Regions from separate parts of the Homo sapiens genome. Here regions 2, 3 and 4 are each linked to region 1. Evidence: chromatin contacts called from ENCODE Hi-C or POLR2A ChIA-PET data. All regions are on one chromosome and are shown on one strand. Each heading gives the region's core, a stretch centred on a gene start or an enhancer-like site at or near the end of the contact. The rest is flanking DNA. Distances are from core to core; before and after follow the strand shown. Region 1 holds the start of GLIS2 (GLIS family zinc finger 2). Region 2 holds the start of CLUAP1 (clusterin associated protein 1). Region 3 holds the start of EEF2KMT (eukaryotic elongation factor 2 lysine methyltransferase). Region 4 overlaps GLYR1 (glyoxylate reductase 1 homolog).

Region 1 (7,391 bases), core at 2,115-4,614:
ACTTTTTATTTTTTGTAAAGAGATGTGGTCTCTTGGGAGGCCGGAGCGGGTGGATCACCTGAGGTCAAGAGTTCAAGACCAGCCTGAGCAACATGGTGAAATCTCATCTCTAGCAAAAATACAAAAAATTAGCCGGCATGGTGGCGAGCGCCTGTAATCCCAGCTACTTGGGAGGCTGAGGCAGGAGAATCACTTGAACCCAGGAGGCAGAGGTTGTAGTGAGCCGAGATCTCGCACCATTGGACTCCAGCCTGGGAGACAAGAGCAAAACTCTGTCTCAAAAAAAAAAAAAAAAAAAAAGGTCTGGGGTGTCATTATATTGCCCAGGCTGGTCTCAAACTCTTGGGCTCAAGTGATCCTCCCACCTTGGCCTCATAAGAGTGTTGGGATTACAGGCGTGAGCCACTGTGCCCGCCCTGTCTCTATTTATACAAATAAAAATAAAAGTAAAAAAATAAAATGTCTGGTAGAGAAAAAGAACTGGTCTGGAAGTGGCTCACACCTGTAATCCCAGCACGTTGGGAGGCTGAGGTGGGAGGCTTGCTTGAACCCTGCAGTTGGAGGGAGGCTACAGTGAGGTAGGATAGAGCCATTGCAGTCCAACCTGGACAAGAGAAGGAGACCCTGTCTCTAAAAAAATTCAAAGAAAAATAAAAAAAGAAAGACTGGTCTTGCCAAGAACTGGAAGTTTCTTTTTTTTTTTTTTGAGATGGAGTCCTGCTTTGTCACCCAGGCTGGAGTGCAATGGCATGATCTCAGCTCACTGCAACCTATGCCTTCCAGGCTCAAGCGATTCTCCTGCCTAAGCCTCCTGAGTAGTTGGGATTACAAGCACGCACCACCATGCCCGGCTAATTTTTGTATTTTTAGCAGGGATGGGGTTTCACCATGTTGGCCAGGCTGGTTTCAAACTCCTGACCTCAAGTGATCTGCCTGCCTCAGTCTCCCAAAACGTTGGGATTACGGGCGTGAGCCACCACGCCCAGCCAATTTTTAAAAAATATAATAGAGACTAGGTGGGAGGTGGGGGTCTTGCTATGTTGCCCAGGCTGGTCTCCAACTCCTGGCCTCCAGGGATCCTCCCACTTCGGCCTCCCAAAGTGCTGGGCTTACAGGTATGAGCCACCGCGCCCGACCGATAAACATTTTTGCTAACAGATTTAAACTAGCGTCTCCTGTACCTTTTTTCTACACACCTCGACCCCAGGGCTGCAGTTCTGCCTGCCTGAGGTCGGATGCGGTCGGCTGCAGGGCAGGGCTCCGGGCTGAAGCGCAGCGATTCCCGCCGCCGTGAGGGGGCGCTCTGCGGGCCTCGGCCTCGGCCCTTCCGGACGCCCGCACAGGTCGCCGGACCCAGAGAGTCGGCCCTTAATAGCCCCCTCCTGGAAGCGCTAGGTCCCGAAACTGGCCTTCCCCCGGGGCCCATCTCCCGGCTAATGTTTAACCCGGCCACACTCCACATTATCCACACTCAGGAGACCGGGGTGAGGTGAGGGTGGAGGCTGGGGGAGGTCACCTCCAAATCGCCAACTTCCGAGCCTTTGCTCCAGGCAAACGGCCTTCCTACATCCCTTCCAGGTATCAACCTACAGCTCCTGCGCACCTACTATGTGCCCATTTCCACAACAGGTCATGAGCACCTAATATGTGTTCATTAGACCAAAACATGAGCATCCATTACGAGTCCACACCTACTATGTGTGCATTCACCCACAACGTCCTGAGCACCTACTATGTGTGCATTCTCTTAAAATGCAATGAGCATCGATTGTGTGTCCACATAACCCATGAGCACCTGCTATGTGTCCATCTGGGCACCAGCCCATGAGCACCTACTATGTGTGCATTCTCTTAAAATGCAATGAGCATCGATTGTGTGTCCACATAACCCATGAGCACCTGCTATGTGTCCATCTGGGCACCAGCCCAGGAGCACCTACTATGTGCCAAGCCTTGTGCCTGCCATGGATGCCTTGTGATCAAGAGCCACGTGCTTCGGGCTCTGGCGGGGACCGCAGCATCAAATGCACGAATGAAGACGGACTTAAAACCAGCGTCAGATGCCTCACCTCTAGGGGATGCTGATTCTGGGATGCCTTTTTCGTCTCCTAGGCTCCTCAAGGCCAACTGCGCTGGGAAGAGGGGGTGTCCAACAGCAGGAGGGCTGTTTTTTTGAACTACAATTTGCCAGCATACAGCAGAGCAGCAAGAAGATAACAGGGCGGGGGGCACGGGATTAGCCCAAACAAAACACACTCAAGAACGCGAGTCTGTGGTTCAACACGAGGCAGAAAACAGCTGGGCCGGGTGCGGGGCTTCTCCCTCGCGTGTATCCGCTCACTGCACTCGCTGCCCTGGCCGCGGGCGCCGCGCAGGGTGCTGATGTCCAGGAGGGATCTAGACCTCCCGCGGCGCTCGGGCTAGTGGACGCAGGTGGTCCCAAATGCTGGGACCAAGCTAGGAACCAAGCGGAAGCTCGGATTGCTCGGCATCGGGCCTCGTCGTTATTCTACCGTGAGGGAAACTGAGACCGAGGGCACGGCAGGGAGTCGCCCGCCGTCTCACCAGCGTGAGGGGTTGCGCCGGGCCCCGAAAACTGGTTTGCGCCGCCCGGCATCGGGATCCGGGACCTCTGCCCGCCGGGCGCTGCCTGCGCGTTCCTGGAACTGGGCTGGGCGGAGAAATCAGGGCCCGCAGAGAGGCATTCCTGCCGCCTTCCCCGCCGCCCGGGGCCGCAGGGGGGCCTGGCCAAGGTGACCCCGCGGGAGGAGGCGAGGGGTCCCCGCCCGCTCCGCCGCCGCGACCTCCTCCATCTTCCCGGTCTGCGGGGCTTTTCCTCTGGGCCCGCGCGCCCGGCCCCCTCCTCGGGCTTCCCCGAGGGCGGGACGTCTCGGGCTCCCCCGCCCCCCCAGGCCACCTCCCGGCCGTGTCCTAGCGCTGCCCTCGGGCCGGGGGCGGGGCCGCGGGGGGGGGGTGGCGTGAGGATGGGGCCGAGGAGGACGCGCGCGGCTCGGCGCCCCACTTCCCTCCCTCACCCCTCCCTCCCGGTGCCCGCTCCCCGCGGCCGCGCCGCCCTCCCTTCCCCCTCCCTCGGCCCAGCGCCGGCTCCCGCCGCCCCCTCCCCCGACGCGCACGCCCCGCCTGGCAGCTGGCGCCCCGGGCCTGGGGCCGCAGCGGTGAGAGGGGTTTTGCTGGGAGGGAGGGAGCGAGCGAGCGAGGGGAGGGGTGGAGGCCGCCCCCCGCGCCCCTCCTCCTCGCCCTCCTCCGCGGCCGGCGGGCCCTCCTCCCGCCGCCTCCCTCCTCCCTCCTCCCGCCCGCCCGCCCTCCCTCTAAGACATCCCCGCACGGCCCGGCCGCCGCGGCCACCTTCCCTGCCCGAGCTGCAGATGTGGCGGAGCGGCCGGGCGCCGGGCGGCCGTGCCAGGGGAGCCCGCGCCCCGTGAGGCCTCGCGCCCCGGCCCCCGCCCGTCCCGGCCCCTCCCCCGCTCGGCTCCCCGCGCCCCCCGACCGCCGGAGCCCGCAGCCCGGATCCCGACCGCCCCCGCCGCTGAGGTAGGAAGCCCCCCGGGCGTCGCGCCGTGGGGACCGGGCCGGGGCGGGGGGGGGGGGGCCCGCCTGTCGCGCCGGGGCTGCGGGGCCCGAGGGTCTCCTCCCCCGCTCGCGTCCGCGCCCCGGGCCATTGTGAGCCCTCGCCGAGGCCCCCGCGTTCGCTCGCTCGCTGGCTCGCGCGCTCCCTCCCTCGCCGGCTCCCCGGCCGGGTCCCTCGAGCTCTCGGTCTTTCTTCTCCCTCCTTCCTTCCCTCCGTCTGGAGGCCGGGCCGAGCAGCGCCCGGGCCCGGGGCGGGCGCAAACTTCAGCTGGGAAGTTGGGCGGCCGCGGTGGGGGGCGTGCGGCGAGGTGAGAGGGGGGTACCCGGAGCCTGGGCATGAAGTTGTCCGGGGCAGCCGCCCCTCCTCTCGGCCGCGCCGGGGCTGCTGCTAGGAAGGGCTTTGGAAGGTGCCTCCTCCCTTGGCCGGGAGAGTCTCCCTCCTGCTGCCCCTCGCAAGCCCGGGTCCTTCCTTGGACCTCGGGAAGGGGCGTCCCTGGGGGGTCAGGACTGGGAGTTTGGGACAAGTCAGGCACTTGTTACTCCCCTGCGGTCCGGGTGGACGCAGGCGACCGGCCTGGCAGGGAGGAGATGGCAAGGGGTCCATACTCGCCGGAGGGCGGGTCTGGAGCGGGTGGAGGAGGGGGCGAGGCAGGTGCATCCCGAGGGAGGAGAAGCACGCACAGCTTCCCCGCTGGCCCCCTGGGATGGGGCTGGAATCCAGGCTGGCACCTGGAGGCCTTGGCATGCTGCCCTGCCCAGCAGGGTACTCGGGCCACAGCAGGGCAGCGTGCAGCCTGTCTGCCTGTCCAGGAGGGCCCGCCCAGCCTGGCCAGAGGGTGGCCGGGAAGCAATGGTTTCAAGGAGTTGCCCAGCCCTGCCCTGGGGCCTGGGAAGCTGGAAGGGATGCTGGGAGGGGCCCTGGGCCCCCAGCCATCACAGCCCAGGATCTTGGCTCTGGAGGGAACGCTTGACACTGAGGGGGCAGCCAGGCCGGCTGGGGACCTGGCCAAGGCCTGGGCTTGGTCTGGGCCATGGAAAGGGCCTGGGCCATGGTTCTTGGAGGCTGGCACCCTGGGTAGTAGGCCGCCATCCTGCGTGTCCTGGCATCCTGGAGGGAAGGTGGGGCCAGCCTGCGGCTGGGGAGGAAGCCCAGAGACACTGCGCTTCGGAGGGCCTTCCAGCCCCCGGGCTCAGGGGAGGGGAAACTGGCCCCTTGGGTCACCCCTCCCCAAGCCCCATTCTGGTGCCACAGTGCCACAGCTGTCCAGGCCCAGCCCACACACCCATCCCGGGTGACCTCGGACCTCCCCCTCTGCTTCTCCTTCTCCCCAGAGCCCAGGCTGGGCCTCCTAGCTGGCCTGGCCTGCACAGGGGGAGGGGCTGCACCTGGGAGGCCCCTCCCAGGACACCCTTTGCCAAGCTCCAGCCTGGCCCATTTCACTGCCCACCTCCAGCTCAACTTGGCCCTGTCTGCAGCCAGCCAAGCAGGAGACAGTGCCAGGGACTTGGGATGGTGTTTTGGGGGGTGTGCGGACCCCTTGGAAGCAACCCTGTTTTTCTTAGCCTTTCCTCCTCCCCCTCCTTTCCGGAGCTGCCATTAGCGCTGACCCCCTGTGCCTGCCCGCCCTTCCCTGTCTGTGACCTTTGACCTTTGGTGTTAAATCCCTCCAGCTGGGGCTCTTCGGCCCCTGAGTGACCCTGGCCCAGGCCCCCTGGGGAGTTCTCTCCTTGCTCCTGGCTCTCTACACAGGGACACCTGCCAGTCCCTCCCTCACCAATGGGGAGGGGGTGCCCTGGGAAGCCAGACAGTGAGTCACCCCACTTCCAGGCACCGCTGCTTTTGGGGTCAGTGGCTTCTGGGGATTGGCTGGAGCCCAGTCACAGCTTGGAGGGTGACCGGGGAAAGCCCCTGGCCTGGGAGTCTCCTGCCCTGGGTTCAAGTCTTGGCTCCACCACCAACTTCCAGTGGTCCTTGGGTCAGACTCCTCCCCTCTCCCGGCCTTGTCTATGAAACCAAGGGGTCAGACCAGGTGAGCTCCCAGAGTCCATGAGAAGCCTGGGTGGAGGGGGGTCAGGGGGAGGAAAGAGGGTGTAAATCCAGCAAAAGCCAACTCTCAATTATCCGAGGGTGGAGCCCGGATGAATAACTGGATGCCACAGACATCCCAAAACCTCATTGCAAACAATCGTGTGAACCGCGTCCCCCCAAAGCTTTTGTTTCTGAGAAACCCAGCTGCAACTGGGTAGCCACAGCGATTTCTTCCCCCGCCTGAACTCCCCTTGCAGGGAGGACAAGTAGAGGGCTGAGAGTGAACAGGCCGGAGGGAAAACAAAGGTCTCCCAGGGCCCCTTCTTGGGGCCTGGAGGGAGGCCTGGACCCCATTTCCAAGGCCCCCACTCTCCCCTCCACCCTCCTTCCCGGCCTGGCCTTGGCCCCGGGCGGTGGGAGTGTCCTCTCACCACCTAATCCTCTCAGGGTCTGGGCAGCCATATAGGAGGAAGAATGTGTTTTCCCGGCAACAATTTCCCATGTGTATTTCTAGCCACCCGCTCCACTCGCCTGGAATCTGAATTCCCCACTTGGACCAGGGGGTGAGGGCCAGTGCCGGCCAGGGTTTGGGGCAATCTCTGGATGAGGGAGGGTGGCGACAGCTGTGACTGGGGGACCAGATGTGGAGCTCTTGTGGGGCATCTTGGGGGGGCTCCTGGGGAGGCACTTTTGTGGGTCGCCTGGCCTGACCCCCAGCCCCAGAGGCTGCCTCCGAAGGTTCCTGCCTCTAAGGGGAGGCCCAGGGGTCTCTGGCACCTAAGGAGGAAATTGATTCCATGGGAGAGGCCCTGTGCTGGGTGGAATTGGGGCGGGGGTGGCTGCAGAGAAAAGTGTCCCCTGAATCCCTTCCTCTCCTCATGGCTATAATTGTTACTTTATTTCACAGCAGGTGACTGAGACCACAGGGGAACCCCGGAAGGTCCTGGGTGGTCTTCCCCTCACCCAGATAAATGCCCTTCTCAGGGGTAGGGGGCATCCCCAGCTTGGCGGGGCTGTGTATTGAGCAGTAAGAGACCCTCTCCCTGCTGGCTAGGGGATCTGTGGGACCAGCTGAAAGATGCTCTCCACCCTCTGCCTAAGTTGCCTCCCTTCCCAGGGGCTATGAAAGGGTCCACAGAGATGGGTTGAGGCCCTGATGTGTATCTGGGGGTTCACGTCTCTGGGAACTTGCGCCCTGCCCCAGCCTGCTGCCAGCCCTGGGTGTGGGGACCACAGCCCTAGCGAGTCTCCCGGGCCACATCTGCCTCTCAGTGGTTTCTGAGGTGGCCGCCTCCGCCCCACCCTGGTGAATTCTAAGTCAGGCGTGGCTGGGGGCGGGGACTCCGCGCTTCCAACAAGCACCTCTAGTACTCTGCTGGGGGGCCAGCGTGGGGGCACTGCTTTGATCCCAGGGACTGGAGAGGGATCATGGTGATGATGGTGGCAGGGTCTGCAGGGCACAGCCTGGAGGAGACCCAGGTTTCTCTCCTGGCTCCGGCTTAGCCCCTGGGTGAGGCTGGGCAGGCACGGAGGCCGGGTACTCGCCTTCCACTCCCCCACTCCCCCAGATGGGCTGGAGGATTCTGGTTAGCTGGTGGCCAGGCTAAGTGGGCCTGGGGGGCATGGAGATGGGAAGTGATTCCAGCTGAGGGGTGGGGGCTTCCCATCTGCCCCAGCAGCCCCTGCTGGGGGATGGGTGGGGGCTGAGACTCTTCCAGTTCGATGGCTGGGGGGCGGGTGACTTGGGCTCCTCGTGCCCTTTGTCTTCGGTGCT
Region 2 (7,391 bases), core at 2,800-5,299, 820 kb before region 1:
CCGCCTCCCGAGTTCAAGAGCTTCTCCTGCCTCGGCCTCCCCAGCAGGTGGGATTACAGGCACCCACCACCACGCCCAACGGATCTTTGTATTTTTAGTAGAGACAGGCTTTCGCCATGTTGGCCAGGCTGGTCTCAAACTCCTGACGTCAGGTGATCCGCCCACCTCGGCCTCCCAAAGTGCTGGGATTACAGGCATGACCCACCGCGCCCAGCAACCTGATCTTGTATGTAGGAAATATTAAATAATTCATACTTGAAAAAAAAAAATCCTGAACCTAGTAGAGCTTTTTCAGAGCTAATGAAGTTCAGAAAAATCTCAAGTCATAAAATCACCACACAAAAATTAATTGTATTTCTAGATACTAGCAAAGAATAAAAAGAATAAAATAGGAATACATTTAACCAAGGAGGTATAAGACAACTCTGAATACTATAAAACATTGCTGAGAGAATCTAAAGACTTAAATAAATTGGAAAGCATCACATGTTCATGGACTGAAGACTTAATATTGTTAAGATAGCAACACTCCCCAAAGTGCTCAGTACAATTCTTATCAAAATCAAAATGGCCTTCATGTAGTGTATTAGGCTTCTCCAGAGAAATATAGTCAGCAGAATGTATATAGATATTTACAGAGAAAATATTTATTAGAGGATAAATAAATCTCCTTATATAATTTTTTCTGAGATAGGGCCTTGCTCCATTGCCCAGGCTGAAGTACAGTGACATGATCACGGCTCACTGCAACCTCAACTTACCAGGCTCAGGCAATCCTCCCACCTTAGCCTCCCAAGTAGCTGGGACTACAGGTGTGCACCACCAGGCCTGGCTAATTTTTTAATTTATTTTCATTTTTTAATTTTTAATTTTTTAAATTTTTGCTGATGGAGATCTCACCATGTTGCCCAGAGCTAGTCTTGAACTCCTGGGCTCAAGTGATCCTCCTGCCTCCACCTCCCAAAGTGCTGGGGTGATAGGTGTGAGCCGCCGTGCCCAGCCAAGAGAAGATTTATTAGGGATATTGGCTTATGTGATTATCCGGGCTGAGAAGTCGCACAATATGCTGCCTGCAAGCTGGAGAACCAGGAAAACTGGTGCTGTAATTAAGTCTGGGTTCAAAAGCATGAGAATCTGGGTAGGGGTGGGGGTGAGGGCTGGTGTAAGTCCTGGTGTCCAGAAGTCCAAGAACCAGGAGCTCCAATGTCCAAGGGCACGGGAAGAAGGATGTCCCAGCCCATGAAGAGAGTGTGAATTCACCCCTCCTCTGCATTTTTGTCATAATTGGGCACCCAGCAGATTGGATGATGCCCACCACACTGGTGAGGGCAATCTTCTTTTTTTTTACTCAGTCTAGCAATTCAAATGCTAATCTCTTCTGGAAACGCTTACACAAGCACACTGAAAAATAATGTTTTACCAGCTATCAGGCATCCCAGTCAAGTTGACACACAAAATTAAGCATCACAAGCAGAAATGGAAAAGCTAATCCTAAAATTCATGTGAAATTACAAGGGAGCCCAAATAACCACAACAATCTTGGAAAAGCAAATCTTCAGAAATCAGAAACACGGCTGGGCATGGTGGCTCACACCTGTAATCCCAGCACTTTGGGACACTCAGGTGGTCAGATCACCTGAGGTCAAGAGTTTGTGACCAGCCTGGCCAACATAGGCGGGCGGATCATGAGGTCGGGAGATCCAGACCATCCTGGCAAACACGGTGAAAGCCCGTCTCTACTAAAAATACAAAAAAATTAGCCGGGTGTGGTGGTGGGCGCCTGTAGTCCCAGCTACTTGGGAGGCCGAGGCAGGAGAATGGCGTAAACCCAGGAGGCAGAGCTTGCAGTGAGCCGAGATCGCACCACTGGCACTCCAGACTGGGTAACAGAGCGAGACTCCATCTCAAAAAACAAACAAACAAACAAACAAACAACAACAACAAAAAAAAGTGAAAAGACAACCTATGAAATGGAAGAAAATATTGGCAAATCATATATCTGATAAGGGTCTCATAGGCAGAATATATAAAGAACACTTACAATTCAAAAACAAAAGGATGTTCAACCCAATTTTGAAATGGGCAAAGAAAATGAATAGACATTTTTCCAATGGAAATATACAAATGGTCATCAAACACGTAAAAAGATGTTCAACATCTTTAATCATCAGGGAAATGCAGGCCGCGTGCGGTGACTCACGCCAACATGGCGAAACTCCGTCTCTACCCAAAATACAAAAATTAGCTGGGCGCGGTGGCGCGCGTCTGTAATCCCAGCTCCTCCGGAGGCTGAGGCAGGAAAATCGCTTGAACCCTGGAGGCGGAGGTTTCAGTGAGCCGAGATTGTGCCACTGCACTCCAGCCTGGGCAACAAGAGCAAGAGTCCATCTCAAAAAAAAAAGTTCAAGTTGATCAACATCCTTTCAAGCCCTTGGCATTGTCAAGAGTTTTTTGTTGTTTTAGCCATTTTATCTAGATTTAATTTTTAGGTTTTTAACGTGTTACCTGATATTTTAGCCAGTTTAATAACTTCATAGTGATATCTCATTGTGGTTTTAATATGCACTTCTCTAATAATAGCCTTGATCATCTCTTCATTTGCATATTAGCCATCCATATATCTTCTTTTGTGAAGTAGCTTTTAAAATGTTTTCTCCATTCTCTAATTAGACTGTTTCTCATTATTGAGTGTTGAGAGTTCTTGATACATTCTGGATACACGTCTCTTTATCAGATATGTGTTTTGTGCATATTTTCTTCTAGACTGTGGCTTATCTTTTGTTTTTCTTAATAACACGTGAAGCAACATTTATGGGAGGCCATTGTTTTGGAGCGAGCTCCTGCACAAGGTACCAACGGACCAGACCAAACCAGAATGGAATCGCTAGTGCAAGGTGCCACGTAATCAATGCGAACTTAGAGACAGGCCAGTCTGCCAAAACACAGAAGATTCACTGCAACCAACAAAAGGGGCCCTGTCCACCTAGGCTGGCATAAGGAAGCCCCCTCTGCTTTAACCCAAAGAAATGCATCTGAAATAACCTGATGCCAACCAATCGCTTTGTGCACTACGCTGTTTCCTTGTTCCTGCTCAAGCTACCTTACAAAACCCGGCTGCTGTGCCACGCCTGGCGGGGCATCTCCCCATTTCACACGTGGAGGCCGCCCCTTCCTGCCGTCTCCTCGCGCCCCCATGCAGAGGCTAGGGCTGCCGGGACCCGCGCGGCGCGAGCGGCTCAGGGCCCCTTTCCGGCCTGTTGTGCAGCCCGAGCCGTCTGCGCGTGCGCGAGACCGAGGCCTGGCCTGCCTCTGGGCGCCCACAGTGATCCCGTCCTCCGCTCGGCAACCAGATTCCGACGAGGAGCGCGCTGTGCCTCGGACGGGGGAAGGCGGGCTTCCTGAGTATAGTGCATTTTTTTTTTTTTTTTTTTTTTGAGACAGAGTCTCGCTCTGTCGCCAGGCCGAAGGGCAGTGGCGCGATCTCGGCTCACTGCAACCTCTGCCTGCCGGGTTCAAGTAATTCTTCTGCCTCAGCCTCCCGAGTAGCTGGGATTACAGGTGTGCGCCACCACGCTTGGCAAATTTTTGTATTTTTTGGTAGAGACGGGGTTTCGCCATGTTGGCCAGGCTGGTCTCGAACTCCTGACCTCAAGTGATCCGCCCGCCTCGGCATCCCAAAGTGCTGGGATTGTAGGCGTGAGCCCCCGCGCCCAGCCAAGCATCGTGCATTCTTTATAGAAATGAGGGGGAAATAAGCAATATGGAAAGCGCCTAGCGCAATATCAAGCACGTAGTAGGTACTCAGAACCTGTCACCCAGCGCGAAACGTCCGCAAAGCGTGTAAACAGACGCCCAGAAGCTGGGAAGCTTGCAGCCCTCATAGACGCCGGTATCGCCACGCCCTCTGCCCTCGGCGTCTCAGGAGCGCTCTCTGCCGGCCCGCTCTCCCCGTGCGTATGCACGTGCCGCCGCGTCTTCGCTTCGCTTTTTGTTTGTCCCTGACCGTGCGCCGTCCAAGGGTCCATTGGTTGCCATAGAGATCGTCGAGCGCTGGGCCTGTGATCGCTGAGGGGCGAGCAGTTGCGACCCTGGGCTCCTGGGGACCTGAGCGTTATGTCTTTCCGCGACCTCCGCAGTAAGGCAGCCCCGCGCCCCTGTGACCTGCGGGTCTTCCAGAGATTCAGGGCTCCCGCCCGCCGGGTCCCCTGTGTAGGCGATCCCTGAGGCTTGCGCTGCCGGAGGCTCCTTTCGGGCCTCTGCGCCTCAGGGACCGCCTGACCCGCGGCTGCAACCCGGCCGAGCGTCCCAGGCCCTTCTTCGGCCATTTCTAGCGAGGATGGAAAGTTCTCTATCTGCCACTGGCCGCGTGTGGCTCAGAACGCTTGAAATGTGGCTAGTGCAGATGAATAACTGAATTTTTAAGTGTAATTTATTTCTGTTTGTGTAGCTGCATGCCGCTCTTCGCTACCGTATTGGAAAATGCATGGAGAGTTTAGAGACTATTTTTTGAGTTGGGTTAGCTTAGCGCTTAGAAAACCGAACAGCAGGCCGGGCGCGGTGGCTCACGCCCGTAAGCCCAACACTTTGGGAGGCCGAGGCGGGCGAATCACCTGAGGTCGGGAGTTCGAGACCAGCCTGACCAACATGGAGAAACCCCGTCTCTACTAAAATTACAAAATTAGCCGGGGGTGGTGGCGGGCGCCTGTAATCCCAGCTACTCGGGAGTCTGAAGCAGGAGAATCGCTTTGGAGGTTGCGGTGAGCCGAGATCGGGCCATTGCACTCCAGCCTAGGCAACAAGAGCGAAACAACATCTCAAAAAACAAAAAACAAACCAAAAAAAAAACAACCAGCAACGAAACCGAGGAGAGGAGGCTGGGTGATAATCATTGCGGCTAACATTTTTTGAGTTTTAACGATCTGCCAGGGCCCGCTCTGTGTTATGCGCATTTCATTTTAATCATCTGAACAACTCTGTGCCCCCTGTATTTGGTAGTGAGGAAACGGGCACAGAGAGGTCAGGTAACTTGGGCAGGTGATACAGGCGGTAGGAGGTGGCACTGGGGCTTGAATTCAGGTTGCCTGAACTCCAGACATCCTGAACTCCATCTGCATCCTTTCTGCAGGGCTGGTAAGGAGAAGGGAGCTCGAATTCCTTTGCTAAGAGGGTGGGGAAGTGGAAGAACGAGGCTAAGAGTGTTGGTTACGGCTGGGCGCAGTGGGTCACGCCTGTAATCCCAGCCCTTTGGAAGACCGAGGCAGGCGGATCACTTAATTTCAGGAGTTCTAGACTAGCCTAGCTAACATGGCGAAACCCTGCCGCTGCTAAAAATTCAAAAAATTAGCCGGGCATGGTGGCGCGCGTCTGTAGTCCCAGGTACTTGGGAAGCTGAGGCAGGAGAATTGCTTGATTCCGGGAGGCAGAGGTTGCAGTGAGCCAAGATGGCACCACTGCGCTCCACCCTGGCCGACAGAGTGAGACTGTCTTTAAAAAAAAAAAAAAAAAAGGAAAGGTAGATGATGATTGCCAATTTGGTGTGATCCGAGGGGTCTCTTAAAGCCAGTTTTCTCGTCCAATTGTTGGTGCCTGAAATTTTAGCATTAGAGATTACTCCTTTTGGTTATGAATTGCTCTTTTCTACAATGTAAAAATATCTAGGAAGACGCATTACCTTTTATCCATGCAGCCACTGAGCACCAGAGTGTGAATCCTGCCCTCTGGGGTTTGAAGGTTTTTGGTGGCCACACATCATGCAGGATGACTGTCTCCTCCCACATAGTTTTTAGAGAGGCCAGCACCCTGCCGGGGGACGTAGAATGGGGTTTTGTTGGGGAGCGCACACACGGAGATTTCGGAATATTTTGATCTTAAATTAATGCTCTGCAGTTGTGCAGTGTATGGTAAGGATCTTACTCAAATTAGTGTCTATTTTGACAATAACACCGCAGCATTAACAGAACTTGACTAGTACCTAGTGGTCAGGAGTATTTAGGCAGTGCCTTACTGTGTGAAGGAAAGGCTGCTGCTTTCTTTTCTGTTCTTTTTTTGAGACAGTCTTGCTCTGTCTCCCAGGCTGGAGTGCAGTGGTGTGATCTTAGCTCACTGCAACCTCTGCCTCCCAGCAATTCTCCTGCCCCAGCCTCCCCAGTAACTGGAATTATAGGCGCCCGCCACCACACTCACCTAACTTTTGTATTTTTATTTTTATTTTATTCTTTTCTTTTTTTGAGATGGAGTCTCGCTCTGTCACCCAGGCTGGAGTGCAGTGACGCGATCTCGGCTCACTGCAAGCTCCGCCTCCTGGGTTCACGCCATTCTCCTGCCTCAGCCTCCTAGTAGCTGGGACTACAGGTGCCCGCCACCACACCTGGCTAATTTTTTTGTATTTTTAGTAGAGACGGGGTTTCACCGTGTTAGCCAGGATGGTCTCAATCTCCTGACCTTGTGATCCACTCGCCTCGGCCTCCCAGAGTGCTGGGATTACAGGCGTGAGCCACTGTGCCCGGCAACTTTTGTATTTTTAGTAGAGGTGGGGTTTCACCATTTTGGTCAGGCTGGTCTTGAACTCCTGACCTCAGGTGATCTACCCTCCTCGGCTCCCAAAGTGCTGAGATTACAGGCGTGAACCACCCGCGCCTGGCCTTTTTTGTTTTTGTTTTTGAGACAGGGTCTCACTCTGTCACCCAGGCTGGAGTGCAGTCACATGATCTGAGCTTACTGCAACCTCCTGGGCCCAGGTGATCGTCCCACCTCAGCCTGCTGAATAGCTGAGACCACAGGCATGCACCACCACACCCAGTTAATTTTTTTTTTAATCTCTGTATTCACATTTCCCAGAAAACAGTTACAGAGTCCCTTTGTGACTTTGCTGTTTCCTGTGCTCACACTTTCTGTTTCATTGTCTTGCGAAGTCTGACCTGACTTGCAGTACCTAGGTAGGTTATTTGTGAACATTGATGGACCATTTTGAACATGGATCTTCAAGAAGAGTGCAGACAGACCTTAAATAACCAGGAAGCACACTGAATGTAGATCTTGGTACATATGGGAACTCAACAAATGTTTGTGGTGTTCATTTCCAAGTCCTGCTCTCTTGAAAGCACTAAGGCTTTTCCTGAGGTGACCCCAACCTATGGATCAACAAGTATTAGTATTACTGTTTCTTAATCTGTTTTATAGTAAATCTAAATATGGTTGTATAGTTCAACCACTCTATTTAAGATTTCTCTAAATACAAGGCGACTGATCTTTAAAACTTGTGTTATTTGGGTCCTATGTGGTCACTAAAATTAAAAAAAAAGACAACTCAGAAACATGAATGTCATCCTACGGATTCCCCTCAGAAATAACCACTGTTAACATTTTAAAACACTTTTTAATCAGCTGAATTT
Region 3 (7,391 bases), core at 2,094-4,593, 780 kb after region 1:
GGGTTTTTGCCATGTTGGCTAGGCTGGTCTGGAACTCCTGACCTTAGGTGATCTGTCCACCTCAGCCTCCCAAAGTCCTGGGATTACAGGTGTGAGCCAGTGCACCCAGCCTTGTGCTGGGTTTTAAAGCAGCTCTCCCTACATTTCATGCTTCACCACCTACGAGAGTGAGGCTCAGGGTGAAACTCAGAGCAGGGTGCGAGATAACTTCAGGTATCTCCATGCTCGAAGCCCTGGTATTGCCCCGAAAGTTTTCCCTGCTGTGGCTGTATCTTTTCCACATGGATAATCTTGGTTCACCTCTAGCACAGGAATTCTTCACCGGGGCTCCTAGGATGGGCTGGGTGGGTGGGGGTGGAGGATATCTGCCTCCTGAGTTTGTATGGAAAATGTATTCTTCTGGTGCACTTCTTTCTGCGAGGGAGTCTATTGCTTGGTCTTTTCAGAAGGGCTCATGGCCCTTCGAACGTGAAGACCCAGGATGCAGGGTGATCTGCACTTGGCCCTCAAGGCCAAGGTCAGGCTGTGGCTGGGCCGGGTGGTGATCCTGCCTCTCACCTGCAGGCAGATGCACTTGAGTCCAAACCCCACCCTGGGCAAAGCAAGGGCCCATTTAGGTCTAGAGGAGACAGGAGTGGGCAGGACAGGCCTCATGAAAGCAAAAAAGAAAGTCTCTGAACATCAACCAAATGCTAGAAGCTGTTTTGCACCTGTCATCTCTGTTTTTGCTGTGGATGGTTTAAAAAACATTCCCTAGATTCCCCCCTCTCATTGCAGGTTTTTGTATATTCTGAAGTCTTTGTCTAAGTCTTAAATAGAAAACGAAAGCGCTGGAGCTGTCAGAGGTGCTGACACCCACCTGCAGTGCTGACTCAATGGTTTTGTTTTTTGAACAGGGGTGTTTTTAAAGGGTACAAGCACACCTGCAGTTCTTCTCTCAGGTCTTCTGGAGAGATTCAGGAGGCAGGGTCATGAGTCCCAGGGACTCTGGGATTCTTACCTTGTGCAAAATATCCCGCAGCAGCTCAGAATCTGATGAGTCTCTTAACTTTGCTTCTAAGCTCTGTGTGGAGGGGAAAGAGAGAAATCTCAAGGGCGCATTCACAGGAACATTAAACACGCAATAGAATGTGTTGGCAAAGCGCTGTGTGATCCCTCCCTGGGGACGTGGAGCCAGTTGGAAGTGGAAGCCACAGCGGCTGAAAGCCTGACATTCAGATGTCGCAGGGTGCACCTGGATGAGTCACAGGAAGAAGGCTGACTTTTGGCCACATTAGTCCTGGCTACTTAGCGGCCACCCGGGTCATGGGCCAGCTCCCTGGTTGCACTGCTCAGCCAGGAATTACCAGGGCAGCCATGGCACCAAGGTTTGATGGGCTTGCCATCTAAGTGGAGATGCAGAATGTGCCCATACCAGCCTGAGTTACATTATCCTCTTACAGGGGCCTCAAGCCCAGCAGCGAGCCTTGGCTCCCGAGTTAGGCAGACTGTCTCGGCTGGTATGTGACACAGGGCAAGGCACTTCATTGCTTCAGAGCTCCCTCCATGCCATAAAAGGCCCTACAAGACCTGGTCCTAATCCCTCTCTCTGGCCTGTTCTCCCTCACCCCTGGCCCACCCTGCTCACTCCACTCCAGCCACACTGGCTGCCTTGGTGTTGTTCCTCAACCACAGCTGGCTTGTTTCCACCACAGGGCCTTTGCATATCCTGTTCCCCAAGCCCTTCCCATGGCTGGCTGCTTCACCACTCAGGCCCCAGTTCAAATGCCACCTCTTTGGGGAAGGCTTCCCTGATTCCCTGACTTTGGTGACTCTTCTTCCCAGTTCCCGCATTCACTATTTCCCTGTTTTATTGGCTTTAAAGCCACTGTCATCTGGTCTTTTCTTGTTTATTTATTTGTTTATTCTCTGGCTCTCCCATGCAAGCAGAGCCTCATCTGTCATGGGTACTGCTGATCCATGGTGCCTGGCTCACAGAAGGCATTTATTAAACATTTTGAGACTGAATAAAAACACTAGCTAACACCAACATGTATTTACCATGAGCCAGGCACTGATCCACAGGCTTTTGTACTCAACCCTGACAACAACCCTAAGAGGTAGGTATCATTATATCCCCCATTTTATTAATAAGAAAACAGCACAGAGAGATGCAGTCACTTGCCCAAGGTCACACAGGGCCAGGGGCTGGGCCAGGATTCGAAGCAGACAGGCTGTCTCCTGGGTCTGAACTCTCAACTACTGCACCCTAATCAAACAATCCCTCTGGTCAAATGTGAGTGGTAATAATAGTACCCACCTCGTGGGTGTTGAGGGTGAGCCCAAGTTAGCATTCAGCGTGGGCATGTGAACAATTACAGTCAATACTGAATGGAGACCTATGATGCTTTTATGAAGGTTTCTATTTTGGGTTAAAAATGCACGAATTTCTCTTGACCAGAAATGATCTCTGAGTGCAAATATTTTATGTCAATGGAATAACGCAAATGATTAAGCAACACCCCATAAAATGGGGCAGACCCAGGGAGGAATATATATCCAAACTCACTCATCCCAGTGAGCTCACCGCACATGAATTACAAATGAGGCCGGGTGCATTAAGCCCCTCTGCTGGCAGAAGGGAGGCTGCTGCCTGCCATGGGCCTGTGCTGAGAATGGCAGGTCCCCAGGGCGAGGAGAGGCCACCCCCTTCTCTGTCTCTTCCATCACAGGCGTGACAGCCTCAGAGCATGAGCCGATTCTGTGCAGTGCTCAACATACAGATGAGAATACTGAGGCACGAGGGACAGCCTGTGACCCGGTCACCGCGCTCAGGAGGACGTGGTTACCTGCGGTCCTGACGGCGCTGACTTTTTAGAATGGGCGAGGGCAGCTGTGTCCCAGTGACCAGAACGATTACTGCCTTTAAAAAGTCGTGAAAATGATCGTGAACTGTACCCCACACCGAGCGCGCGTCTGCCCCCCAAGGCTGTGGAGACGCCCCCAGCTTCCCCCGCCAGCTCGCGGGGCAGGAGGGGTGCGAGCGACTCTGGCCAGGCCCCAGGGACGGGGACCGGGTCGCGCGGCCCTGACCGGCGGGAGCCCAGGAACTCACGTGGCGGGAGCGCCAGGGGCTTCAGCACGGAGACCCGTCCCGTCTGCCCCTGGACTCCCGCGAGCCCCGCGGGCCTCTCCGCTCGCCCCGCCGCCCACCTGCCAGGGGAAGGAGCGCAGTGTGCGTGCCGCCAGGAAGCGGCGCTCGAAACTCTGCAGCAAGAGTTCGGTCCCCGCGTTCTCCTCGGGCGCCATGACGTGGGCGGGGCCGCAGCGTTGCCGGCAGACCGGGCGGAAGCCCGGCCTGGACTGAAGAGGGGGCGGGCCCAGGGCAGTGAGCGGGGGCAGAGAGGGGGCGGGGCCCGGGGGTCCCCCGGGGGTCAGGAGGAACGTCGTGGGGGCGGACTCTAGGGCGGGGCCAGGATGATTGTTATGAGGGCGGGGCCTGGGGTGGGGCCAGGATAAGCGTCGTTGGGGCAGGTCCTGGGTAGGGGGCAGGTCCTGGGTAGAGTCCAGGTTGGCGGGTCCTGGGGCGGGGCCAGGATAGGGCGATCCTGGAAGCTGGGCTTCAGAAGCGTCCAGGTTGGTGGCGTCCTGGAGGCGGGGCCTTGCGTGGGGGCAGGATAAGAGTCCTGGAGGCGGGCATTAGGGCAGGGATAAACGCCATTGGGTTCAGGAGGCGAGACTCGGAGCAGAGCCCAGGAGACAGGTCTTAGGGCGGCGCTAAGGCCAGACCCAGAGAAGAGCTCAGGAGGCGGGGCCGGGGCGGGGCGTTGACTATGTCGTAGCACATGGCCAGGCGGTGCTCGGACTCTGGGAGGCGGAGCTTAGGACGGGCCGACGTGGGGAGGGGCCCAGGGTCCGGGAGGCGGGGCCGAGTCCGGGCTGCGGGCTGCGCTCAGGAGGCGGGCCCTGGGAGGCGGAGCTTAGGGAGGGGCCGGTGTCGGGAGGGACCCAGGGACTGGGAGGCCGGTCGGGGCTGGGCTCAGGGGCCGAGACCTAGCTGGGCTTGGGGCGGGGCCGAGACGGAGCGAGGGGTCCAGGGCGTGGGAAACGGGGAGGGGTTTGAGGAGGGGATCGGAATGTGGCTCAAGTTCGGGAGGCGTTACCTGTGGAGGGTTTGAGGCAGGCCCAGCAGCGAGGCCACGGTCTGCCGACGCGGGGCCAGGGGCGGGCCCCAGGATCCGGAGCTTAGGGCGGGGCCGAGTCCGGGTTTGGGGACCGGGAGGCGGGGCCGGTTAGGGCGAGGGTCCCTGGGATCGTCGGGTCAGGCCTTGGGCCAACGTAGGCACTCTCGCAGTTCCTCCGCCTTCAGGAAGGTCTTTTTGGCAGGGGCCCTACGGGTGCGCGCTTCGGTCCTGGAGGCCTTATCCAAGCCTCCTCTCCATCAGCGCCACCCGTCTGGGGTCCGAAAGGAGGGAGCTTTCCCTCTGTCCCCCAGCCTTTGGACTGTCACCAAACAAGCCATTCGTTCACCAAATACTTATTAAGCGCCTACCAGGTACCTGACAAGGGAGATGTAACGGTGAGAAAAACTAGGTGTGGTCCAGGCCCTCCAGGGGCTCAGGGGCTCGTGGAAGAAGTGGACATTGAAGTATTTATCACACAAATGAGTATAAAAGTACAATAGCGATATCTGCCACGAAGGCGAGCAGACAGAGCTAGCGGGGCTTGCAGGAGGAGTTTTGATCTTGCAGGGACAGGAAGGAGGAGTTAGCTCCTGCGGGGTGGGATTGGGGGTGGTGGTGATATAGACGTGGGGACAGAGTGGAAAACAACAAAAATATAATTAATTTAGTTCAAAGTTATTGTGTCTTGAGTTGAAAGGCAGGGCAGTTAGCAACACAGTTCAGATTTCAGTACTGCCCCTGAAATCTGAACTGTGTTCAAAGTCTAAAACGTTTACCTTAGCAAATCCCTCATAAAACTCCATTTGGAAGAGTCCCGAGAGCTAATTTGTAAAGTATACTTGCAGAAGGTAGATGAGGAGACAGATTAAATCTTATTACCTCTTTCAGATGAGAGGCTCTTGAGCCCTGCTCAGCTATGAGAATAAGAGGGGAATTAATTCTAATAGAATACACTTGTTCTCGCATAGCTGTTGTTCCCCACCAGAACCAAATGAGCTCAAGATCTGACAAAGAAAAAAAAAAAGGTTCATCTTTTATTCCCCCAAACACTTTCATTTAAATCAAGAGGGTGGGATGTGGTTATTGCTGTGTTTTTAGACAGAATCAACAGTTTCTGGGTCTGAGATATTGCATACACCCTCTCAGTCCCTGTATCCTGAGATAGAGTCACCTGATAATCCACAGCAAGTCCTAACCAGGGATGGGTCTGGGTGCTTAAGGAAGGTTGGCTTCAGAACTGGGCCAGGGGCACTGCTTTGCTTTTGCTGTTTTGATCAGCTCTCTGCCTGCAGGAGACAAGGAAAACCAATGGTAACAAGTTAGTTACACTCATAAATCCTGGGCTTATTTTATTAACTCACATAATAGCTATTAATTGCCTTTCCTCCAAGGAGCAAAAGGGCATATACGGTCAATGCTGTAATAAGTAACACTGTATTATGTTATACTAAAATATTAATAAATCTAGGTTGGTTCAGTCTTTCCTGATTCCATAGATTGCAAGCAGATTGAGGAAGGACCCTAGCAGACCACAGAGCTGAGCCATGAGCACAGAAGAAATCTTTTTTTCTTTTTTTTTTTTTTGAGACGGAGTTTCGTTCTCTTGTTGCCCAGGCTGGAGTGCAATGGCGCAATCTCGGCTCACTGCAACCTCTACCTCCCGGGTTCAACCGATTCTCCTGCTTCAGCCTCCCGAGTAGCTGGGATTACAGGCGTGAGCCACCATGCCGGGCCATTTTTGTATTTTTAGTGGAGACAGGGTTTTAACACGTTGGCCAGGCTGGTCTCAAATTCCTGACCGCAGGTGATCCGCCCGCCTCTGTCTCCCAAAGTGCTGGGATTACAGGCGTGAACCACCGCGCCTGGCCAGAAGAAATCTTTATCTTGGTGTGCGGGTTCAGATGAGGGACAAATGTCATCTCTCTTGGATCTGAATCTGGAAGGATCAAGGCACTGAAGGGATTTTTTTTGTTTCAGAGAGTCTAGAGTCTCCCTCTGTCGCCAGGCTGGAGTGCAGCGGCACGATCTCGGCTTCTGCAAATTCTGCCTCCCGGGCTCAAGCGATTCTCCTGCCTTAGCCTCCGGAGTAGCTGGGACTACAGGCACGCGTCCCCATGCCCGGCTAATTTTTGTATTTTTAGTAGAGACGGGGTTTCACCATGTTGGTCAGGATGGTCTCAATCTCTTGACCTCATGATCCATCTGCCTTGGCCTCCCAAAGGGCTGGGATTACAGGCGTGAGCCACCATGCCCGGCCTCACTGAAGGGATTTTTTTAATGTCACGTGGCTGTCACAGGTGCGGTGTGTTCGGGTGCAAGTGAAGATTAGGACTGATGCTTAAAAACAAACGTGAAATTCCAGGCGGTGTTGCTACGGGGAGCAGCATCAGGACAAGCTGGTTTCAGTTGCAAGAGTTTGCGTGTACGTGCAAGAACTACAGTCGAGATTCAACTTCCGGCTTTGAGGGTCTCTTTAATAACAGTAATAACAACCTAAGGCAGTTTAACAGTATGGAATGGTTGCCTTTTAGAAGTTAAGCTATGGGCATGGAAGTTCAATCAGTCCATTGAAGTTTTTCCTTTATCTCTCCTATGGTTAATGGTTTCTGCAGAAAAGGACCAATTGATTTCTTTCTAAAACGTTGCTTCAGGGTGTAGAGACCTTTATAGGTCATGTTTCAACTTACAGAAAATTTTATAGTTCAAATATAAATTACGTTCAATGTGGACTTTGCAATAGAATTGAAGGTTAAGTAAAGTTTCCACTTTCCTTAGGCTGTTTGCAGTGCCCAGCAGGCCCCATGATATCGAGGTGGAAGTTATGTTAAAGGAGGAGGTTGGTCAGGGATGGGTAGAATAAGGAATATGCGCAGCTCAGGCTAATGATGCAATGACTGAGGTGTAGAAAGAGGGCCAGGCACGGGATAACGCCTGTAATCTCAGTGCTTTGGGAGGCCAAGGCAAGAGGATCACTTGAGGTCAGGAGACCAGCCTGGTCAACAGAGTGAGCAGAGTGAGACCTAACCTGTACAAAAAAACCACAAAAAACCAAAAAAATTAGTTGGGCATGATGGTGTGCGCCTGTAGTCTCAGCCACTTGGAAGGCTGAGGTCAAGGGATCCCTTGAGCCCAGGAGTTTGAGGCTGTAGTGAGCTATAATCACATAACTGTACTCCAGCCTGGGTGACAGGGTGAGGCCCTGACTCAAAAAAAATTGAGTCAGGGAAA
Region 4 (7,391 bases), core at 3,002-5,501, 510 kb after region 1:
ACACCCCCTGCCTAAACTACTCCTGAGGTTTTCTCAGTCTTAGAAAACGCCTGCTCCATTCTACTAGGCCGATATCTTTAGAGCCCTTCTTGACCCCTCTCTTCTCTAATCCACTGACAATGAATGGGGCTTTACAGTTGGCGATCTGCCCAACCCCTTCTTCTCACCATCCCTGCTACTAATACCTAAGCTCAGGCCACCTGGACAATTGCAAAAATAAATCTCCCTGCTTCCACTCACAGTCTAGTCTCTACACAGCAGCCAGAGTCAGCTACCAAAAGGGCCAATCAGATTATGATGCTTCTTTGCCTTAAACTGCCTTCCAGTCTCACATAGTAAAGCTACGGGCTTCATGAGCATGGTCTACAGGGAGGGTCTTGCAAGTTCTGCCGTCTCCCACCCATCCCACGCCAATCTCCAACCTCAAGTCCTATTTCTTCCCCCGTCACTGCTCTCTAGCTCGTTAGCACCCTGCTGGCTTTCCCCCCCGCACCAAACACACCAAGCATGTGCCTGCCCTGGCACCCTTGTGCTACTTGGAACGTTCTTCTGACAGTTATCTCCTTGGCTCAGGCTCGCTTTGGGACTCTGCTGAAATGTCACCTTATCAGAGTGGCTTCACCTGACCTCTTTTTATGTTTGCCCATAGAACATGATGCTGATGTGGATTATAATGAGAACAAATGCCTTCATAGGGCTTACTATGTGCTAGACATCACAATAAGTCCTATTTTATACATACATTCTCATGTAATTCTTGCCCCTTCATGAAACAGAATTATTATCATCTTCTTTTTTTTTTTTTGAGACGGAGTCTTGCTCTGTAGCCCAGGCTGCAGTGCAGTGGCACAATCTTGGCTCACTGCAACCTCTGTCTCCTGGGTTCCAGCGATTCTCCTGCCTCAGCCTCCTGAGTAGCTGGGACCACAGGCGCGCGGCCACCATGCCCAGCTAATTTTTTGTATTTTTAGTAGAGACGGGGTTTCACCATGTTAGCCAGGATGGTCTCGATCTCCTGACCTCGTGATCCGCCCGCCTCGGCCTCCCAAAGTGCTGGGATTACAGGCGTGAGCCACTGCACCCAGCCCTATTATAATCTTCTTTTACAGAATAGAAAACTAAGGCACACAGAGCTTAAGTAACCTTGCTTAAGGTCACCGAGTCAGTCACTGGTGTGGTAGACACAACTTATTTATTTATTTGGAGGCATAGTCTAGCTGTCACCCAGGCTGGAGTGCAGTGACTCAATTATGGCTCACTGCAGCCTCAACCACTTGAGCTCAAGTGATCTTCCCACCTCAGCCTCCTGGGTAGCTGGGACTACAGGTGTGTGCCACTACGCCCAGCTAATTTTTTATTTTTATTTTTTGTAGATGTATTATTTATTTGCAATTATTTGTTTTCTGTAATTTCTAATTTTTTGTTTTTATAGGGTCTTGCTATGTTGGCCAGACTGGTCTCTAACTTCTGGCCTCAAGTGGTCCTCCTACCTCGGCCTTCCAAAGTGCTGGGATTATGGGAGTGAGCCACTGTGCCTAGCAGACTGACAGAATTTGGCTCCAGGGTCTGTCATATTAGAAGCACATCCTAGAAAAGCAAGAACTCTGCCAGTCTGGCCTACTCTACAACCCATGCTGCCATACAGTCCAGGTTCAATTCTTACTGAAGGAGCCTCGTCTGACTTTTATGCTGCTTTCTCTCCAGGCATTTGGCCTATAGGAGAATTACTCAATAAACATTTGTTGAATGCAGAGGTTTTTGGGGGAAAAGAAAAGGCCCAGCCCAGAGCTGCCCAAAAGAATATTCTGCAATGATGGGCGTGTACTCCATCTGCACTGTGTGATAGAGCAGGCGCCAGTCAAGCGTCACTGTGGAGCATCTCACACAATAGGGTGATGGAGAAGCTGCATTTTAATGTGCATTTAATTTCAATTTAAATGGCCAATTGTGGCTGGGGCAGCACAGCTGTCTTGGGTGGTGCAGCCCTAGGACTCACCTAAGGCCACAATGACCCAATGGAAACAAGGAGGAGGCAGCTTGTAACTCTCAGTTTGGCACTAAGGAAGGGCCCCAACTCCTAAACTTCTGCTCCTCGTGTGAGTATGGGATTTTGGGAGAGTCACAGAACTAACAGCGCTACTTTGATCTGGGTGGGCTGTGCCCAGAGTTCATCCCCAGAAAGAGGGTAGGTGGGCGCTGCTGGGGTGCAGCTCTTACATGCAGGTCCAGACGCAAACCCAGCCTTTCCCTGCCTGCCTCCGCCATCAAGGTCAGCTTTTTCCATTAATCCTCACGGGGCAGGAGATTATGTCCCGGAATGGCACTCAGCTGGGCTTTGCCCAGTTATCAGCCTATGTGACTGCTCAGTGTTTCTGAGAGGAGCTCGCCAGCCAAATGACAATTACTATAGCAACACACACACAAACACCCTCCTCTGAGACTACGGGATGTATCGCATTTAAAACACACCAAAATTCCAAAGCCCAGGCACCGATTCCCTACCTGTCTGAAGGTGCTGAACTGAAACGGCTATCTGTCCTGTACCACATGCCAGCTCTGTCCTCTCCTGCTCATACGTCCTTTCACTATGGGCCAGGTGAAGCACAAAGAACAGGCAGGAAGGACACCTCGAAGGGTCAATAGCAGCTAGAGCTCCTGGACCACAGACACACCTCGTTTTATTATGCGTTGTTTTATTGTGCTTTGTAGGTGTTGCACTTAAAAAAACAAACAAACAAACAAACAAAAAAAACGGGCCAGGCACGGTGGCTCACGCCTGTCATCCCAGCACTTTGGGAGGCCGAGGCAGGTGGATCATGAGGTCAGGAGATCGACACCATCCTGGCTAACATGATGAAACCCCGTCTCTACTAAAAACACAAAAAATTAGCCGGGCGTGGTGGCGGGCACCTGTAGTCCCAGCTGCTCCAGAGGCTGAGGCAGGAGAATGGCATTAACCCAGGAGGCGGAGCTTGCAGTGAGCCGAGATTGCGCCACTGCACCGCAGCCTGGGCGACAGCACGAGACTCCGTCTCAAAAAAAACAAACCAAAAAACCAAAAAACCAAAAAACGAATTGAAGGTTTGTGGCAACCCAGTATCAATCAAATCTATGGGGGACATTTTCCCAACAGCATGTGTTCACTTTGTGTCTCTGTCAGCATTTTTTTTTTTAAGCAATGAAGTATTTTTAACTTAAGGCATGTATATATATATATTTTTTTGAGATGGAGTCTCGCTCTGTCACCCAGGCTGGGGTGCAGTGGCGTGATCTCGGCTCACTTCAAGCTCCGCCTCCCGGGTTCACGCCATTCTCCTACCTCAGCCTCCTGAGTAGCTGGGACTATAGGCGCCCACCACCATGCCCGGCTAATTTTTCGTATTTTTAGTAGAGACGGGGTTTCACCGTGTTAGCCAGGATGGTCTCCATCTCCTGACCTCATGATCCGCCCGCCTCGGCCTCCCAAAGCGCTGGGATTACAGGCGTGAGCCACCGCGCCCGGCAAAGGTATGTACATTTTAAAAAGACATATTGCTATTGTACCACTTAATAGACTACAGTATAAACCTAACTTTAACATGCAATGGGAAACCAAGACGTTTGTGTGACCTGCAATGATCTGGAATCGAACCTGCAGTATCTCCAACGTATGCTACACTACTCCCCAGATTAATAATTCAGACCCAAGGGCTGTCTGCAGTTTATTGGGAGCTCGTGAGACGAGTTCCTGTAAGCCTGGGCAGTGGCCTCTGGGGTTCTCACTGTACAAACGGCCAGTGTCTGCGAAACAAACCTAAAGAACTGATCAAATGCCTTGTACACAGGCACTGTTCTAAGTGCTGTGTCCATGTCACTCATTTAACTAACACAGTGAACCTAGGAGGCACGTACTGTTGTAATTCCTAACGATGAGACAAGGAAACTGGGGCAAAGGTGCTTTGCTAAGGTCCTATATACGTGATTCAAACTCCAGGCCCTCGTCATAACCTCTCCTTTGTACTTCCCTTTATCCAACGAGAAGGTATTTCTTTCCAGGGTGGCACAGGCACCGGTGAGATGCATGGCTTCACATACCAGACAATATCAATTTGGGAAATAGCATAAAATCTGACAGCCCAGATTCCTTTTGGATTCCAGGAAATAAACTCAGAAGTCACATTACATTTTTTGTGGGTCAATTTAGATCATGTTCCCTATAAAGTTCTCTCTGCACTGCAGCTGGCAGCTTTTCCAAACCTTGGGCTGACGGTATGCAGGGACAGCACTGCCACCCTTGCTCTCACCACTCCCTCAGCCTGAGGTCATCTAACAGTGAGAAGGGCTGTCTCTCACCAGAGGCCTCACACTGGCAGCCCACAGAGATGTTTCTATGGCCCCAAGACATATTTTTGAACTAAGCACATTTAAAATTGGGATATTTCACATAAAAACCTGTATTTCCAGCTTCTCTCTTTTTTTGGAGATAGGGTCTCACACTGTTGCCCAGGCTGGAGTGCAGTGGTGGAATTGTAGGTCACTACAGCCTTGACCTCCTGGGCTCAAGTGATCCTCCCACCCCAGCTTCCCAAGTAGGTGGGACTACAGGTGTGTACCACTATGCCCAACTAGTACTTTTTGTTTCTTTTTTTGTTGTTTTTTTTGAGACAGGGTCTCGCTGTGTCACCCAGACTAAAGTGCAGTGGCATAATCTTGGCTCACTGTAACCTCCACCTCCTGGGTTCAAGTGATCTTCTCATCTCAGCTTTCTGAGTAGGGGGGACTACAGGCACACACCACCAACCCCAGCTAATTTTTAATTCATTTATATTAAATTTTTTTTTTTCTTTGAGACGGAGTCTCACTCTGTCGCCCAGGCTGGAGTGCAGTGGCGCAATCTCGGCTCACTGCAACCTCTGCCTCCTGGGTTCACGTGATTCTCCTGCCTCATCCTCCCGAGTAGTTGGAATTACAGGAGCGTGCCACCACACTCGGGTAATTTTTGTATTTTTAGTAGAGACGGGGTTTCTCCATGTTGGTCAGGCTGGTCTCGAACTCCCGACCTGAGGTGAACCACCTGCCTCGGCCTCCCAAAGTGCTGGGATTACAGGTGTGAGCCACTGCACCCAGCAAAAAAAATTTTAATAGAGATGGGGTTTCCCTATGTTGCCCAGGCTGGTCTAGAACTCCTGGGCTCAGGGGATCCTCCTGCACTGGCCTCCCAAAGTGCTAGGATTACAGGTGTGAGCTACCATGCCTGGCCAATTTTTTAGTTTTTGTAGAGCTAGTCTTCAACTCCTAAGCTCAAGCAATCTGCTCACCTCAGCCTCCGAAAATGCTGGGATTACAGGCATAAGCCACTGCACCTGGCCAACTTTGTCTTTTTTTTTTTTTTTTTTTTAAGGGAAAGGCTCTTACTATGCTTCTCAGCCTGGTCTTGAACTCCTGGGCTCATGTGATCTTCCTGCCTCAGCCTCCCAAAGTGCTATGATTGCAGGTATGAGACACCACAACTGGCCTTCCCAGCTTCTCTTGAGAAAAAACAGACAATTTGGCAGAAGCTGGCTAGAACCCTGTGGACAGAGCATGACCTCCCCAGACTCCCTGACCATGGCCAGCCCTGCTGCTCTGAGCACCAAGGCAGGTCAGCTGGGGTGCCTGGCACCCGTGCCACTGCTTCTTAGGTCCAGTCAGCTACAGTTGCTTCCATTACCTGCCTGGGCTCGCTGGTGTCTGAATTTTTGAGCCTTGATCCAAGGTCTAATGTTCCATCATGGCCTCGTCACCCAACTGTTGCTGCCAGCCATCTGGCTTCTGTTCTCTTTATCCTGCTGTTGACAATCCTACCGCGTTCCTGACACAGTCCCCTTCACTTTGAAATTCTTCTCTGTGGCCTTGTAAGACCGGCCCCAAATCTTGTCAGCAAGAAGGCGAGAGAGGCACTCTCACTGCTTTATCTCATCTTGCTAGCTCCTCCTGCTCCTTCCTGCCCCAAGCACGGCATTCTTGTGGCAATGCAGGCCTCCGCGCTTCCCTCTTCTCCCTCTCTTCCTGAAACAAACCCATTCCACTGCCCGGACTCAACTACCCTTTTACAAATTCACCTCCCAAATCTACATTTCTAGTCCTGAGGTCACACCAAGCTCCCAGGCTGTCTAGGCCTTGCCTCAAGTTCTTGACATTCCAAACAGAACTGGTACTCTTTCTCCACAAGCCACCTCTACATCCCCAGTCCTCTACTTTTAAGAAAGTGATGACCACTTTCCCAGGAATGAAGATGGAAATCCTCTTTTCCTTTTTCTCATTCATCCTCTATATAACCAATTATGGAATCTTAAGAACTCTTCCTCTGAAGTGCCTCTCACCTCTTTGCTTGCAACATTTGCAATTACCCCCTTATGAATGCACGCCTAGACTTACCTCCTAATTGGCTCTGAGACTTTCCCCTCTGCACTCGGTGACTACTGGTGCACACACGGGAGGCACACACTGCCACTGGCTCAGTCACCTTCCCGGGCCCCCACTGACTCCAAGACGCTTTAGTACCACGCTGCTTCAGTAGACCTTCAGGCCCTCCACGATCCAGGGACAAGCTTCCTTTTTCTCGGCTTTCCTCACTATCCTCTCCCTGTTCGAGAGTATCTCCACCAGCACCGAGCCTCACACGGGCTGTGCCCTCCATCTTTGGAATGCCTACCCTTCTTTCTTGCTAAGCCCCTCCCAGGGCCAGCCCTTGTGCACCGGCTCAAGTGGACTGCTCTCCTGCCTCGCGCTCCTACTTTACACCTGCATCCAGGCCGTGTCTCTCACCTGGTCTATGGGATTCTTTATTTTTTAATTTTTTAAATAAGATTCGGGGTCTCACTCCATCACCCAGGCTAGAATGCAGTGGTGCAATCGGCTCAATGCAACTTTGAGCTCCAAGGCTCAAGCCATCTTCCTGACTCAGCCTCCTGAGTTGCTGGGATAAAGCATGAGCCACCGCACCTGCCCTGCAGGATTCTTGAGCACAGAATTCTGCTCCCACTCCATGAGCAGAGTATAGATAAGCATACTACATAAGCATACTGTAGAGCTTAACTCTACCTTGTACTAAAAGGACATCACTAATCCCGGAAGCTGCAGAGAGAAAACAAACCTTCTCATCCTTTGGGGGCCGACCCCGCTTCCGGGGACTTTGCTCTTGGGCTCTTTTCAGAGGGGATTTGGAGCCTCTCTCTGAAGAGCCTGAAGACACCCTCTTCTTTCCTTCTCCCATGTTCTTCTTCACCTTCCCTTCAGACAGGCTAAGTTTGCGCTTCTCATCACCTGAGTTTGGCCTACTTCTCTCCTCACTGGAATTACGTCGATTCTTGTCATCAGAAGAATTGTGGGATGACGTCTGAAAGTTTAATAATAATAATGATAACTACCAC

What was found. Hi-C counts contacts between places; a loop is a spot of excess contacts on that map. ChIA-PET counts read pairs that join two places held with the same protein, here RNA polymerase II (POLR2A). Pooled maps may share reads with other maps.
Region 2: a loop to region 1 is called in a pooled map, with 4 times the contacts of the local background. The contact joins the promoter of CLUAP1 here to the promoter of GLIS2 in region 1. A Hi-C loop is called at or near these places in 5 of 50 pooled maps.
Region 3: a pooled map shows a loop between it and region 1 (4-fold over the local background). The contact joins the promoter of EEF2KMT here to the promoter of GLIS2 in region 1. A Hi-C loop is called at or near these places in 5 of 37 single-sample maps with no recorded cell type and 9 of 50 pooled maps. POLR2A ChIA-PET finds 5 or more read pairs at or near these places in 2 of 52 experiments (A673 and activated CD4-positive, alpha-beta T cell).
Region 4: a map of sciatic nerve shows a loop between it and region 1 (16-fold over the local background). The contact joins the enhancer-like site here to the promoter of GLIS2 in region 1. A Hi-C loop is called at or near these places in 1 of 168 maps with a recorded cell type or tissue (sciatic nerve). POLR2A ChIA-PET finds 5 or more read pairs at or near these places in 1 of 52 experiments (activated CD4-positive, alpha-beta T cell).

Annotation. Positions count from the first base shown.
Region 1 is chr16:4,312,703-4,320,093 of GRCh38, forward strand. GLIS2 (GLIS family zinc finger 2) reads left to right here and starts at 3,365. Exons shown (of 7, transcript NM_032575.3): 1 at 3,365-3,552. RefSeq lists enhancers at 1,480-1,992, 1,993-2,505, 4,627-5,277, 5,278-5,927 and a silencer at 1,906-2,200.
Region 2 is chr16:3,496,955-3,504,345 of GRCh38, forward strand. It overlaps CLUAP1 (clusterin associated protein 1), which reads left to right and starts at 4,050. Exons shown (of 12, transcript NM_015041.3): 1 at 4,050-4,135. The coding sequence starts at 4,114. RefSeq lists enhancers at 3,735-3,784, 3,905-4,284, 4,792-5,309, 5,310-5,826.
Region 3 is chr16:5,094,452-5,101,842 of GRCh38, forward strand. It overlaps EEF2KMT (eukaryotic elongation factor 2 lysine methyltransferase), which reads right to left and starts at 3,344. Exons shown (of 8, transcript NM_201400.4): 1 at 3,193-3,344; 2 at 1,001-1,063. The coding sequence starts at 3,288. RefSeq lists enhancers at 922-1,474, 2,963-3,588 and silencers at 3,025-3,184, 3,355-3,484, 3,795-4,334.
Region 4 is chr16:4,824,865-4,832,255 of GRCh38, forward strand. It overlaps GLYR1 (glyoxylate reductase 1 homolog), which reads right to left. Exons shown (of 16, transcript NM_032569.4): 5 at 7,115-7,357. Among named protein-coding and RNA genes, the nearest start is that of GLYR1, 19 kb to the right of the region's middle. Within about 2 kb of position 4,252, at least 6 of the 41 ENCODE cell types and tissues checked have a DNase peak (open chromatin) inside an H3K27ac peak, as active enhancers do.